5 separate regions of the Homo sapiens genome follow, and regions 2, 3, 4 and 5 are each linked to region 1. The links are chromatin contacts, found by Hi-C or POLR2A ChIA-PET in ENCODE. All regions are on one chromosome and are shown on one strand. The core of a region is the stretch at or near the end of the contact, and the rest is flanking DNA. Distances in the headings are between cores, read along the strand shown. Region 1 holds the start of WDR25 (WD repeat domain 25). Region 2 holds the start of MOK (MOK protein kinase). Region 3 holds the start of HSP90AA1 (heat shock protein 90 alpha family class A member 1). Region 4 has its middle 16 kb from the start of DYNC1H1. Region 5 overlaps PPP2R5C (protein phosphatase 2 regulatory subunit B'gamma).

The links. A loop is a pair of places that touch in the nucleus more often than their neighbours do. ChIA-PET counts read pairs that join two places held with the same protein, here RNA polymerase II (POLR2A). Pooled maps may share reads with other maps.
Region 2: a loop to region 1 is called in a pooled map, with 4 times the contacts of the local background. The contact joins the promoter of MOK here to the promoter of WDR25 in region 1. A Hi-C loop is called at or near these places in 1 of 168 maps with a recorded cell type or tissue (CD8-positive, alpha-beta T cell), 2 of 37 single-sample maps with no recorded cell type and 8 of 50 pooled maps.
Region 3: a loop to region 1 is called in a map of ascending aorta, with 5 times the contacts of the local background. The contact joins the promoter of HSP90AA1 here to the promoter of WDR25 in region 1. A Hi-C loop is called at or near these places in 1 of 168 maps with a recorded cell type or tissue (ascending aorta), 2 of 37 single-sample maps with no recorded cell type and 16 of 50 pooled maps.
Region 4: a loop to region 1 is called in a map of lower leg skin, with 14 times the contacts of the local background. The contact joins the enhancer-like site here to the promoter of WDR25 in region 1. A Hi-C loop is called at or near these places in 1 of 168 maps with a recorded cell type or tissue (lower leg skin), 2 of 37 single-sample maps with no recorded cell type and 10 of 50 pooled maps. POLR2A ChIA-PET finds 5 or more read pairs at or near these places in 1 of 52 experiments (activated naive CD4-positive, alpha-beta T cell).
Region 5: a loop to region 1 is called in a map of ascending aorta, with 8 times the contacts of the local background. The contact joins the enhancer-like site here to the promoter of WDR25 in region 1. A Hi-C loop is called at or near these places in 1 of 168 maps with a recorded cell type or tissue (ascending aorta), 3 of 37 single-sample maps with no recorded cell type and 15 of 50 pooled maps. POLR2A ChIA-PET finds 5 or more read pairs at or near these places in 4 of 52 experiments (GM12878, RWPE1, activated CD4-positive, alpha-beta T cell and 1 more).

What each region holds. Positions count from the first base shown.
Region 1 is chr14:100,375,101-100,377,905 of GRCh38, reverse strand. It overlaps WDR25 (WD repeat domain 25), which reads right to left and starts at 1,421. Exons shown (of 7, transcript NM_001161476.3): 1 at 1,411-1,421. WARS1 (tryptophanyl-tRNA synthetase 1) reads left to right here and starts at 2,559. Exons shown (of 11, transcript NM_004184.4): 1 at 2,559-2,623. RefSeq lists silencers at 1,288-1,337, 1,528-1,587 and enhancers at 2,098-2,457, 2,468-2,607.
Region 2 is chr14:102,303,692-102,306,496 of GRCh38, reverse strand. MOK (MOK protein kinase) reads left to right here and starts at 1,333. Exons shown (of 12, transcript NM_014226.3): 1 at 1,333-1,535. The coding sequence starts at 1,529. RefSeq lists enhancers at 1,114-1,163, 930-1,452.
Region 3 is chr14:102,085,616-102,088,420 of GRCh38, reverse strand. HSP90AA1 (heat shock protein 90 alpha family class A member 1) reads left to right here and starts at 1,377. Exons shown (of 11, transcript NM_005348.4): 1 at 1,377-1,435; 2 at 2,043-2,204; 3 at 2,297-2,663. The coding sequence starts at 2,043. RefSeq lists silencers at 820-869, 930-1,459, 1,500-1,789.
Region 4 is chr14:101,946,703-101,949,507 of GRCh38, reverse strand. No RefSeq gene overlaps it. Among named protein-coding and RNA genes, the nearest start is that of DYNC1H1, 16 kb to the left of the region's middle. RefSeq lists enhancers at 933-1,122, 1,423-1,542, 1,247-1,908. Within about 2 kb of position 1,352, at least 33 of the 41 ENCODE cell types and tissues checked have a DNase peak (open chromatin) inside an H3K27ac peak, as active enhancers do.
Region 5 is chr14:101,813,572-101,816,376 of GRCh38, reverse strand. All of the region lies in intron 3 of PPP2R5C (protein phosphatase 2 regulatory subunit B'gamma), which reads right to left. Among named protein-coding and RNA genes, the nearest start is that of PPP2R5C, 53 kb to the right of the region's middle. Within about 2 kb of position 1,401, at least 3 of the 41 ENCODE cell types and tissues checked have a DNase peak (open chromatin) inside an H3K27ac peak, as active enhancers do.

The DNA of each region.
Region 1 (2,805 bases), core at 172-2,671:
TCAGGTCAGCATCAACAGATTCCCTCCAAGTCCTTTTCTAAGTCATTCCAGACAGCCTATTACCCATCTCTTCTTCTAGACAATGGGTTTCTATGTCCCCTGGAATCAACCACCCAACCTCTTCCACACCTTTCCCCCAAGTGGCATCATTCGCCTGAGGGTTCCACTGGTCTACAAGTCAGGTCATCATTCCATAAATGTCTGTAGTCAGCCTCCTCTAGTAATGCCGCCCCCGTTCGCAGCCCATTCCAGGCAGGTAACAACTTCCACACGCAAAGCCAGAGTTTAAATAAAACGACCGGGCGCGGTGGCTCACGCCTGTAATCCTAGCACTGTAGGAGGCCGAGAAGGGCGGATTACCTGAGGTCGGGGGTTCAAGACCAGCCTGGCCAACATGGTGAAACCCCGTCTCTACTAAAAATACAAAAAAAAAAAAAATTTAGCCGTGTGCAGTGGTGCGCGCCTGTAATCCCAGCTACTCTGGAGGCTGAGGCCGCAGAATTGCTTGAACCCGGGAGGCGGAGGTTGCGGTGAGTGGAGATCACGCCACTGCACTCCAGCCTGGGCTACAGAGCGAGACTTGGTCTCAAAAAACAACAACAACAACAACAACTTCTAAAGCCAGCCAGCCAGCTCATCTCCAATGGAACTAATATAATATGAAAGACTAATTATAAACTAATGGAACCGTGCACTGCAAATAATTTGGCATTTCTGTTCTCTAAATGCTAAGCCTGGTCCCGAGGCCACTCTCAACTCCTCTGCCCAGGCACCACCCACCATGCACCCAGATTCCCACCACCAGGGTGCCCGTGCTCCCTCTGGAAGGAGATGAGGGATTAAACGAAGAGGAACAGACAGTAAGATGGAAGGGAAGGCAGGGACACTGGAGAAGAGTCTAAGGAAGGAGCGAGTGACTCTGACAGTCACTATCAGCAAGTCAGCCCCATGAGGACAGGACTTTCTGTGTTTTGTTCACTATTCAATGCCCAGCGTCTAAAAATATTTCTGGAATGCAAACGGGTGGGAGGGGGAGATGCTAGGAAGTAAAAGAAATAGGATATTCCCATTCAACAAACATTTCCTGATTACGTACTCTTTGTCAAGCCCTATGCTGGGTCTGGTGTGGGTGGAAATCAAACACAAAACACAGATCCCCCCGGAGGCCCCAGAGCGATGAAAGCAACAAACAAGATACGACCAGAGATGGGTTTTGAAGGATGAATAGGAGTTAGCTGAGCTGTCAATAGTAAGAAGTAAGGTTGGTCCAAGGCACAGCGCTTTCTGAAGGAACAGGAAGTGAAAGGAAGGCGAGCGGCTATGAGAGACCGCGTTAAGCGGCACGGGGCGCTTTAGGCGCTGCCCAGTCCCGGCCCCTCCAGCCCGGGGCCCGCCGCTCACCACACGCACCGGAAGCGCTCGGTTCTCCCGGAGGCAGACCGGCCAGCACACTACCATCCAGTCACGTTCCGACGCGACGCCGCGGCCGCCAGCCAATCAGTGGCGGCCTCTGCCCCGCCCCCGCGCGAACAGCCAATGACGGCGCCGTCGGGCCGGAAGTTGTTCCGTCCGGACGGCGTTTCCACGGACGCCCAGGAGACAGCCGGTTGCTGAGCCGGGAGCGCTGACTGGCCCGGCTGGGCAGGGTAAGCGAGGGGAGTAAGGCCGGGGCGGAGTGAGGAAACAAGGGAGGGAGTGATGGAGGGACGCTGGCGCGGCGCCCAGTGGCCTGGCCCTCCCGGGAGTATCCTTAGAGCCCGGCTTGCTGCCCGCCGCGTTCTGGCACTGTGAGGCGCGGAGCCTGCCACCGACCCCTCGCCCCTTTCCTCTGAGCGCCGCCGACCCACCCCGTCTCCCTTTCCCACTGGCACCCTTCATCGTCTCCGCCTGTTCGCTTTTCCCGAGGAGAGAGGCCCCCATTTTTATTTAGCGCCTGCCATGTGCCAGAGGCTTTGCGTAGTGTTGCACTTAGTCCCCTCAACGGTAATGTTAGCAGGCTTCTCCATGCCCATTCCACAGATGAGGAAACCGAAGGGGAAGCAGAAAAGTAATGCGACCCTTGCCCAAGGTTTCGAATAAGTCCAAGCTGGGATTGAAACCCAGGCGTCTGTGACCCCAGAACTCCTGATCTTTCCACTGCACTGTGCCGCCTCGGTGAACAGATGCGGGGAATTTACAGTTTCTCTTTCCACCGCCCACGACTACACAAAATCAGTCACACTGACGCTGAGGGTGGGGAACGGGAAGAGGGTGGGGAGGTTATTTGGAGGCCAGCGGGGGGTGAGGGGTGGCTGATGCAATGACCAGCTAATGGCTCGATTCTCAAGAGGGTTTCATTGGTCTCAACCTGGCCCCCCAGGCAACCCACCCCTGATTGGACAGTCTCATCAAGAAGGTTGGTCAAGAGCTCAAGTGTTTCTGAGAATCTGGGTGATTTATAAGAAACCCTTAGCTGAATGCAGGGTGGGGAGAACGAAAGACAAAAGCATCTTTTTTCAGAAGGGAAACTGAAAGAAAGAGGGGAAGAGTATTAAAGACCATTTCTGGCTGGGCAGGGCACTCTCAGCAGCTCAACTGCCCAGCGTGACCAGTGGCCACCTCTGCAGTGTCTTCCACAACCTGGGTATGTATTGCCATCTTTGCCAGGCTTAGAGCTTGTTCGTGTTTTTAGCAAAGTGCTGAAAACCTTGGTTTAGGGGGTCAGGACTTGTGTCTTAGGATTAGGGTGTTATGCATTTTACTTCTTCCATTGACCCAAAGTTCAGGTGATTCACTGCTCCCATAGGGAACAGAGATCCTGGCTGA
Region 2 (2,805 bases), core at 84-2,583, 1.9 Mb before region 1:
GCTCACTGCAAGCTCCGCCTCCAGGGTTCACGCCATTCTCCTGCCTCAGCCCCCGGAGTAGCTGGAACTATAGCGCCCGCCACTACGCCCGGCTAATTTTTTTTGTATTTTTAGTAGAGATGGGGTTTCACCGTGTTAGCCAGGATGGTCTCGATTTCCTGACCTCGTGATCTGCCCGCCTTGGCCTCCCAAAGTGCTGGGATTACAGGCGTGAGCCACCACGCCCGGAGTTTTTTTTTTTTTTTTTTTAAGAGGGAAGTGGGGTTTCTCTATGTTGCCCAGGCTGGTCTTGAATTTCTGGCCTCAAGCGATCCTCTTGCCTCGGCCTTCCAAAGTGCTGGGATTACAGGTGTGAGCCACCACACCTGGCCAATTCAGTCTTAAACCAATTTTCTGAGGCTTCGTTTTGGCAAGGCTACTTATCTGTTTTAAAAATAAACGATGTATTTTAGTAAAAGAAAAAAAATGGAGGAAAAAACAGGGTTTTGATCTCATGGAATAATTATGAGGCTAATCTAATGAGCTTCATAAAATACTATACCCATACATAGTATGCTTGTTATTTTATTGTTTTGTCAGGGTCCAGAGAACTAGGCCACTGTGTTGCTTAGGCACCGTGTCTGCACATAGTTCATTCCGGTGTACATTCATTCATCTTTACACTAGAATGTTAGTTTCAAGAACTCAGTCACCTCGTCTACACTGTCCTTTAATCCCCAATACCTGCGACAGTTCCTGGGGCAAAAACAAATGCTTGTTGAATTAAAAAGAAAAACTGGGCCGGGCGTGGTGGCTCACGCCTGTAATCCCAGCACTTCGGGAGGCCGAGGCAGGCGGATCACCTGAGGTCAGGAGTTCGAGACCAGCCTAACATGGTGAAACCCCGTCTCTACTAAAAATACAAAAACATTAGCCGGGTGTAGTGGTGGGTGCCTGTAATCCCAGCTACTTGGGAGGCTGAGGCAGGAGAATCGCTTGAAGCCGGGAGGCGGAGGTTGCAGTGAGCCGAGATCACGCCATTGCACCCCAACCTGGGTAACAGAGCGACACTCTGTCTCAAAAAAAAAAAAAAATTCCTGTAGAAGCTCCCAAGCCCAATTAAAGCTCAAGGCTATCGTCCACGTAGTGGGTTCCAAATCGCTAAGTTCCCAGGCCAGCAGGGAGAGCGAGCCGAGCGAAGGTCGCCTGTGTCAAAGGCGGGGATTTGCACAGTATTTACATGGAAGCGGAGGAAAGGCTGCTTAGCAACCGGGCTGAGGGGACGGGCTGCACTGCGCACGCGTACATGGGCGGGGCATCTTGCGCATGCGCAGGCGACAGCTCATGGCGTTCAGGGCCTGACGGTTGCTAGGGTGACAGGGACACAACATGGCGGCGGGATCTCTAACGCTCTCCTTCGAGGGACCACCACGGAGATCCTAGTGCGGGACCCCGCCTCAGGGAAGTGGAAAGCAGGGGGACAACCTTCCTGCTTCTTTCTTTTCCGTCCAGTGTCGGCAAGGGGTTGTCACCGGCTTCCGCATCCAAGATGAAGAGTGAGTGGGGCCGGGGAAAGGGGCAGGGACTGGAGAGCGAGTGGCGGGGGAGGGAGGGACTGGGGGAGCTTGAGGAGCTTGAGGGGCCTGTGGGGCCGGGCGTCGTCGCCTTCTGCCGTGGCTCGACAGGCCCGGGAGGCTCCGCATGTGGGCCCCGAATCCCCCTCGGCTGTGAGAAGCCGGTGCCCCTGGGGGAAGCTTGAGGGGTTGGGGCTAGGTTGGGAACTTTGGGGTCTCGGAGAGCCGACTCGAGTTCCCGCTCAGGCATATTTTGGTGCAGGTGCGTGGTTCTTACATTGGAGTTTAGGGAGTTGACTGTGATTCATTTTATTTTATTTTAAATGCTGGCTTGAACCTGACACTCTTTTCCTGAACATTCGGCAGAAAACGGGGGAGCGCTTACAGCGTGGCTCCCTGCCTTTTCATGATACTGGTTTAGTGACCAATTGAGAGGAAAGCTGGGCTGTGTGCTTTATTTTATTTTTTGGGTCAAGCAGTAGTGTTTTATAGGAACCACTTTTTAATAGTAGTTTTGAAGCAACCTTTTAGTTAAAAGCTGTTACTTCAAAGTTGGGAAATGAGGTAGTCATTCTAGAAAATGTAACGGGTAAAAAATTTTCTTTAGTGGGATTTGTGGATTATTGACAATCCAAGTGCAACCAGCTAGAATGATGTTTTTAAAATTATTATTACTGTACAGATATAATTGTTTATGGTTGTGAACCAGAGGTGCAGTAAAAATTCAGACCTTTGCTGTGAAAATATTATGTTAGGAGTAGTTATAATGTTAAATTTGCATTGTATCCTAATTGTCAATGGTGTACATTGCATAACATTTAAAATAATTAATCTCATTCACCCTTTACAAGGCATTTTTATTTTTATTTTATTTTGTTGGATATTGTTTAATGTTTACCTTTTTCATTAATGCACTACAAAGCTGTAGTTAGAATCCAAGGTCTACAAAAGACTTTACACTTTTACTTACAGTGCAGACTATGATACTGCACATATTTTGTACTATATTCATTTTTTTCTTCCCATCTGTTTGTTTTGAAAATTTTCAGATGTACAGGAAAGTTGCAAGAGCAGTACATTGAATATTTATAAACCCGTCCTTCACTTAGCTGCACCATTTTGCCTTATTTTTGTGTGCTCGCTTTCGCTCTGGTGTTTTCTCTCTCCCATTTATGTATTTATTTTCACTGGACCTTTCAAGAGTTAGTTGTAGACTACTAATAATTCACCACTTCTTTCAGCAGTTATCTGC
Region 3 (2,805 bases), core at 128-2,627, 1.7 Mb before region 1:
CCAGGAAGCGGAGGTAGTTCCATCGTTTCTTTACACGGCAAGGAGCTTTCAGATTATTCCGAGGGCCTGGCTATGAGTCTAGGCAGGAGGCGGCCCAATCATGGGAGGCGCCAGAGACAAAGAGGAAGAGGACATGGACTAGGCAGGGAAGCCAGGTCGAAGGAACCCCAATGCCTCCAAGGTTCCCACAGCTGGCCTTGGCCAAAATATCCGAAAATTCCCATGTAGAAACTGGCTTTTCCAGCCTGGGCAACATGGTGAAACCCCGACTCTACAAATAAATACAAAAACTAGACAGGTGTGGTGTCCGCGCCTGTGGTCCTCTGCCCACGCTCGTCCCAGCTACTGGGAAAGCTGAGGCGGGAGGATCACCTGAGCCCGGGAGGGTCGAGGCTGCAGTGAGCCGAGATTCCGCCGCGGCACCCCAGCCTGGGCGACAAAGCGAGAGCCTGTCCAAAAAAAAAAAAAAGAAAAAAAAAAAAAAAAAAACCTTTTAGGGCAAGTTAATCACCAAAGTGTTAGATACTTAATTTGGAGACCGCAAATCGGTCGGCAAAACGATGGGCTTTTCAAAATCATGCCGGGTGTAGCTGGGTAAGCATGAATTTGTTCACCAAGTCCCCGATTCCCAAGCTAAGGGACCCTTAAGTATGAAGCACATGGCTTTCGGGGAACCCAAAAGTAGGGAGCGCTCCCGAGCCAGCGGTGGGTCTGGAGAATCCCCGAGCGCGCAGGCCGCGGGACAGCCTCCCCAGTGCGCAGCAGCCTGAGGCTAACAGCCCCCAGAGGGCAGAGCCCCGCGATCCCGGCGCCGCTTGCGGCTGGATTCTTTGGCAGCGGGCGCGGCGCCAGTCAGGACGACGGCTCCGGAAGTCTCCCGGGCGCGTGAGACCCGGGCCGCTCTCCGTCCACGCACGACCCTCCCTCCAGGCGCGCCTCCCACCCCGGCCCCGCGTTCCGCTCAGCCCGGGTGACCAACTACACCTCACTTCAAAGGCCCCCACGCCCGGGCGTGCCCTCCGCCCGCCCGCGGCAGGTGGGGGTGCAGGGCGGAGGGCGCGGGCGGCCCCAGAAGGCGCCCGGACCTTCCCGAGAATTCCGGGCCGCGCAGGCGCATTGAGGCCGGCGCGGGGGCGTGCGAGAGGCGCGCGGCGGCGATTGAGGGAAGGTTGCCCGGGCCGGGCCACGAGCAGGGCCTGCGCGCGCCCGCAGGAAGGCGCGGGGGCGGGGTGCCGCGGCAACGGCGCATGCGTAGGCGCGCGGCCGCGGCGGCGGCTGGGGAGGGTTCTTCCGGAAGGTTCGGGAGGCTTCTGGAAAAAGCGCCGCGCGCTGGGCGGGCCCGTCGCTATATAAGGCAGGCGCGGGGGTGGCGCGTCAGTTGCTTCAGCGTCCCGGTGTGGCTGTGCCGTTGGTCCTGTGCGGTCACTTAGCCAAGGTGACGGGTGGTTGTGGGGGCCTGTGGAGGTGGACTGGGGACCGGGACTGGGGGCGGCTGGCGCGGGGCGGAGGCTGTGGGGGCCGGACCAGATCCCTGAAGCAGCCAGGGCCGCGCTCCCGGGCGGCCGCGCTTTCTATTCCGGAGGCCTCGGGACCGCTGCGGTTTCCGCACCCCGCTTCAGGAATGGGCCGGGCGGCCGCGGGCTCCCCGAGGCTCTGCAGCAGCGCCAGAGCTGGCGCCGCACGCGAACAGAGCGGCCCCGCCGCGGGGGTCCCCCGCCCGGCCCCGCTGGGGGCGCAGGCGGAGGAGGCCGCCGTGGCGGAGCCGCAGCCCGCGCGGGAGGGCACCCGGGGTGTTCGTTGGGGACCGCGGCGGGGGACTGGGCCCGGGCCTGCGGCGGCCTCCCGGAAGCGCGCACACGCTCGTGGTAGTTGCCGCGCTCCGAAATGAGGTCATCCTTTGTCAGCCGCCCTTCTATTTTCGGTTTACTTAAACTTCGCAAATCTCCAATTCGGCTTTAAAAATATTTGGAGAACGCGATGGAATTTCGTGTTGCCTCTGTAGACGTCCTGCAAGGTTTTAAACCGGCGCGGTGTCGTTCCAGATGCCTGAGGAAACCCAGACCCAAGACCAACCGATGGAGGAGGAGGAGGTTGAGACGTTCGCCTTTCAGGCAGAAATTGCCCAGTTGATGTCATTGATCATCAATACTTTCTACTCGAACAAAGAGATCTTTCTGAGAGAGCTCATTTCAAATTCATCAGATGTAAGTCACTTATTAACCCAGAATCGGATTTTGGTTTCAGTGTGAACTTCTTGGGGGTGCTGTATGCTTAAATTAATATTTTTTGTTAACAGGCATTGGACAAAATCCGGTATGAAAGCTTGACAGATCCCAGTAAATTAGACTCTGGGAAAGAGCTGCATATTAACCTTATACCGAACAAACAAGATCGAACTCTCACTATTGTGGATACTGGAATTGGAATGACCAAGGCTGACTTGATCAATAACCTTGGTACTATCGCCAAGTCTGGGACCAAAGCGTTCATGGAAGCTTTGCAGGCTGGTGCAGATATCTCTATGATTGGCCAGTTCGGTGTTGGTTTTTATTCTGCTTATTTGGTTGCTGAGAAAGTAACTGTGATCACCAAACATAACGATGATGAGCAGTACGCTTGGGAGTCCTCAGCAGGGGGATCATTCACAGTGAGGACAGACACAGGTAGGCACCTGAACATTCACTGGTTAAGTGAGCGGTGGAAGGGTGGGGTGCTGCAACCCTTGGACCCCTGGGGATGCGGTGAAGCTTACAGAATTTGTGTTTGCCCAACGATCAGGAACAAGCTAGAGCACTTAATTAGTGT
Region 4 (2,805 bases), core at 103-2,602, 1.6 Mb before region 1:
TAAATTTCTTCCCATCCTCTATACCCTTCCCACCTCTCTCCCCATCTTTAGCTTTTCCCTGTATCACTTATTCAACACAGCATAGATTTTGTTGAAGGCAGGGGTTTCTGCCTTCTGTTTAATGCTAGCTGCCCAGTGCCTAGAAAAGTGCCTGGCATCCAGTAGGTGTTCAATAGATATTTATAGAGTTAAATGCACTAAACTTAGGAGGCGGAAGTTGTTTTTTTTGGAGGCCTTTGCCCATTTCACTCCCTCCTTCCCGTTCCACCTTCTAGGTTTCTCATTCCCTCTGCTTCTTCTCTTTTGCTGGCTCTGGCCTGCAGCCCTCTTGCCCCTGGTGTAAAGGGCTCAAAACGCCAGACAGCTCTGCCGCCATGGGGAGGAGACCCTGACTGAGAAGCCAGGGCCCCGGCCTCCAGGGTCACCAGTACCTTGGGCAGGCCGGGGTGTCGCTGGGGCTTGGGTGACTCCACCAGGCATGGAGGGGGTGGGTACTCCCAGCTGGCTCGCCAACCTTCGCTTCTTGCCTCGCAAAGGCAACCTGGCGGAGGGTCTGTGGGTCAAGCAGAGTCCAGCTCTAGTTTCTCCCCTTCCAGGCTGTGCGCCCTCAGCCAGGCCTCTCCTCGCCTACAGGGCTCGCGGACACTTCTGACCCTCACTGAGGTCGTAAAGATTACAAGTCAGTGGTCCACAACGACTGGCGTCGGGCCCGCCGCATACCCACTATGTACGACTGGCCGCTAAGTCAGCCGAGGCCCTGGGGCTCCGCTCCACAACCCAGCCCACGGTCAGCTTTCCTGGGCTGCTCCGTCCCGCGAGGCCATCGCCCCATTCATATTCGGCAGGGCATTTCCACGCGTCCCGTCTCAGGCAAGCCCCAGAGCACCCTTTTTCGGGCAACACTGTGCCCACTTCACTGGAGAGGGAACTGAGGTCCACGTCATTGGGAGAGGAACACGTGACATATTGAGCTCTTTCCTCAGCAAGTGACCTAACCCGCCTTGCCCTCGGCCGTGAGCAGAGGGCCAGACCGGAAGTCCGCTAGCTCTGCTGTTCCGAGGCCCGCCAGTCTCCAAACCCCGGTCTTAGATCGAGGTCTCTGGCCGTTTCCCTCCGCAGCAAAACCCTTGTTCCAGGACTACACCAGACGGGTCACACGACCTAGATCGGCACGGTCACATGTCCCGCAGTCCGGTCATGTGCACCCTCGGACCAATCCCAGCGGCCAGGAAGGAGAGGCATTGTGATTGGCCCATGCCCTTCAGGGGGCGGGACTCCTGCTGAGGAGGGCCTTCCCCGTTCTCACCTCTGCGTTCCGCGTGAATCTCGCTCACTCGCGAGATTGGGCGTCTGACAGGTGCCCTTAGGTCCCACAATGCACAGGCCGGAGGCGGGGCGGTCCTGCATTGACGCAACCTCGCGCGCCGCTTGCGTCACCTCTCGGTGCCGCCCTTGAGATTGGGGCATTTCTCGCTGAGATCCTGCACTCGGCTCCAGGTATCCTGGAGGAAAGAACGAACTTCTCCTGGGCCCAGAAGTTTAGGTCCGCTGTCGTCCCCCGCCTGCCTCTAAGGCCCTCTCCTCGCGACAGCCTCTGAAACCATCGGCTCCTTCCTCATTTCTGTCACGGCCTGGCTTGCATTCCAAGCCAGGCACTCATTTCATGTTTATTGTTCCAGCTGGACTAGGGGTACTTAAACCGTGGTCCATGGCTGGGCTTCCGGGGCCGTGACCCCCTTAAATTATATGCAGTATGTAGCTTGTTGTGGGTGGCTTCTGTCACACTTAAATGCTGGGTGCCATCACAGGACTGGCAGGGCCCTACTGTGGTCGTCAGTGCGCTCTTTGTCAGCACAGAGCCTGACGCAAATGTCCAAAGGTGCTAATTAGACAGAGGCAAATATCCCAACTGTTGCCCTCTGCACACACCTCGGTCTACTCTTTTAAGACTACTTGCTGTTACCTGCACACACCTTTATTTATTTATTTATTTATTTATTTAATTTTTGAGACAGGGTCTCGCTCTGTCGCCCAGGCTGGAGTGCAGTGGCGCGATCTCGGCTCACGGGCTCAAGCGACCCTCCTGCCTCAGCCTCCCGAACAGCTGGGACTACAGGCCTGCGTCACCACGCCCGGCTAGTGGTTTTTTTCTTTTTTTTTTTTTCTTGAGACGGAGTCTTGCTCTGTCGCCCAGGCTGGAGTGCAGTGGCGCCATCTCGGCTTACTGCAACCTCCGCCTCCCAGGTTCAAGCGATTTTCCTGCCTCAGCCTCCCGAGTAGCTGGGATTATAGGCGCTCGCCACCACACCCGGCTAATTTTTGTATTTTTAGTAGAAACGGGGTTTCACCATGTTGGCCAGGCTGGTCTCGAACTCCTGACTGCCTCGGCCTCCTAAAAGTGCTGGGATTACAGGCGCGAGCCACTGCGCCCGGCCTAGTTTTTGTATTTTTTGTAGAGACGGGGTTTCGCCATGTTGCCCAGGGTGGTCTTGAATTCCTGAGCTCAAGTGATCCTCCCGCCTAGGCCTTCCAAAGTGCTGGGAGTACGTGAGCCACCGCTCCTGGCCCTGCACACAGCTTTTGATTGTACGCCTTCCTTCTGTCATCATGCTGTTCTCTCTGACCGAACAAATCTCTCTTCATCTTTCTATCAAACATCGATTGAGTTTGAGCGAGGGCGTGGAGGGGTTGAGCACAGTGCCAGGCACTGGAAGCACGTTGGTGAACAAGACAAGCCTGGGCAATGTTCCCACAGAGCTCACGATCTAGCGGGGGAGACAGGTTGGAGATAGGGGAGAGGCTGCG
Region 5 (2,805 bases), core at 152-2,651, 1.4 Mb before region 1:
TGTGGGAGTACTGGTTTCCCCCATGCATTTTAGCCAGCGTCTTTCCAAGATGTGAGTGAGAGAAATGATTTATCCCACGTTTAGACCACTTGGCGGTCCTATTTCCAGTGTGACAGGGAGCGGAAACAGCGCCTGAGCAAGGCCTAGAGTGGAGTGGGCACCTGTGTCGCTCTTTCAACCAGCCGCCTTGTGTAAAGTCTGTCACCTTTTTGGTAGTCTTACTCTTGCACTTGGGTATAACGTCTGCTCAGCAGGTTTTTGCCTTGCAGCAAAAGCCATCTCCTATATGTTTTTCATTGAAATACGTTAACTACAGCGTATAGAGGATTGAAAGAAAAATAAAGTACAGCTTCTCATGAGCTTCTCATTCCACTGATGAGGTATTTAGCTAAGAAATACATCAGATAGGCCGGGTGTGGTGGCTCATGCCTACAATCCCAGTACTTTGGGAGGCCAAGGCGGGCGGATCACTTGAGGTCAGGAGTTCGAGAGCAGCCTGGCCATCACGGTGAAACCCTGTCTATACTAAAAATACAAAAAATAGCCGGGCGTGGTGGCATGCACCTGTAATCCCAGCTACTCGGGAGGCTGACGCAGGAGAATCGCTTGAACCTGGGAGGCAGAGGTTGCAGTGAGCCGAGATCACGCCACTGCACCCCAGCCTGGGTGACAAAGCGAGACTCCAACTCAAAAAAGAAATATAGTAGATAGCTATTTCCTGAGTGATCACTCAGAGATAACTTTTAATTTTTAATCCACTGACACTAACTGATGCCTCTACTCTAGGAATAATGCTCAGTGTCACCAGAGAACAAGTTCAACAGGACTGTCCTCGGGATACTCCTGATTTTGTGGAGGAGGTAAGTCAACAGTTACTAGCTGGCAGATTTGGTAAGTGAACTGGGACAGCAGGTAAGATTATCAACTTTCTCCCTGCACACCAAGAACATACGCATGTAAACCTTTAACAAACTCCTATTCAACCCTGAAATGAGTTTTGAACTCCAGACACTCAAATCCATTACCACTGTACAGAAAACAGTAAAAATCAAAAAGTACCTATGAGGTGGGAGCTTTCACCAGCATCTCTCAACACTCTGATGTCTGCAGAGCAAAGAACATGAGCTTTGCTATCAGACTGACTGAGGCTCAAATCTTGTTTCACTACATTCTCTGTGGCCCTGGGCAAGAGGCTCCCTTTTTTCTCCCGGGGGGACAAAAAAGGCAGGGGCGGTAGTGAGTGGGGGAGGGTTATAATGCCTCACAGTGTTGGGCAGATTCAGAGAGAGAACAGAGGTACAGGGTTTCAGCTGTGACCTAGCACACTGAAGGCACTCAACGTATGCTGCTTCTCCTCTGGGACAGCCACCAGCAGCAGCTTCGGGACCTCGTACTTGGTGCTGCCAACAGCCCTGGACTGGACCCTCTAGGCTGGGTGACCTTGGGGAGGAGAAATACTAGGATTGTCCTGCTCACCTGCCAGGCAGGAGTGCTGTGAGGAAGAAGTACATGAGTGTTCACAACAGCTTGTCACAATTGGCAAAGTGCTGTAGGATCCAAAAAGAACCACCTCGCAATTTTATTTGACATATGGAACCAAAAGTTAGGATGTATCCCAAACCACTTTGTCTTTGTGTTTCTGTCTATTCTTTTCCTGGGTTTAAAAACACACACCCTATTCTTGACTAATAACCTTACCTCTATTTTTCTTTCATTCCTCTACACAACATACTTTAATGAGAAAATTTTAGAAGATAGCTTTTGCTGCAAGGCAAAACCTCCTGAGCAGACATTAGACCCAAGCTGGATGGTAAGCTTTTGTTTTTGCCTCTGAGATTGAGAGCGTATGGATGAGGGAGGTGGATGAGAGTGTGTTTATGAGCATAAATGTGTGTGTGTTTAAGGAACAAAAAGGTGTACAGACTTTACACAAACATACCCACCCCTGTTTCCTCAGAGAGTTATCTGTTACTTTGGTTACCTTCCACACCACCAGGAATACGAAAGAAACAACTTCACACCTAGGATACAGGATTGGATACAGGATAGGATATGGGTAAGGTTAAGGCTGTAGTTCTATAAAGTCACTTTGCAGAGAGCTGCAGTTACATAGTAAAGAGATGTTTGTGAAGTAAAAATCTTGAGCTGAGGCACTGTTCAGAGGATCACTGGTTTAATTATTTGAAGAACTGTTTAGTCATCATTCAAACATTTTTCCTTCCTAATTTTAGGGAATAAAGATAACAGGGGGCACCCATTCTCACTAGTACTTACTGACTTCACACCATGCAGGTGTGTTACTAATTTAGCAACCCATGTGCATTATGTATAGCTATTGTTATTATTAATATAGGTTAAGTCACCAGATTTAGCGCAGCAGGAAATGAAAGCCATGGGTTTGAGTTCTGTGCTTGCTTCTTGCATGTTTTTTAATGAGTTTTTATTGGAAAGGTGAAGACCTTCAACAAATTGGTGACTCAGGAAGTACTTGTGAGAAAATAAACTTTTCCATTAGACTTCCACTTCCCAAGAAAAAATGGGTTTACATCAAAAGAATGGTTTGTTCTCCAACATCCCACCAGGCTGGAGCTACTCCTGAGTCTTTCAAGGACAGACTCATCCACTGGATAAGTTTGCTAATGACTAGAACAAGATGAGAGCAGTTAATAACATTCTTGAAGCCCAGAATAAGGGCCAGCTGGAAAAGGCTCAAACTGTGTGCTTCCTCTCTGGCCATTACCATCTTTCCGGCTTGGCTGTCACTGCCTTAAACCTGGCTCCTGAAGTGAGCATGCGCTGCAGGGT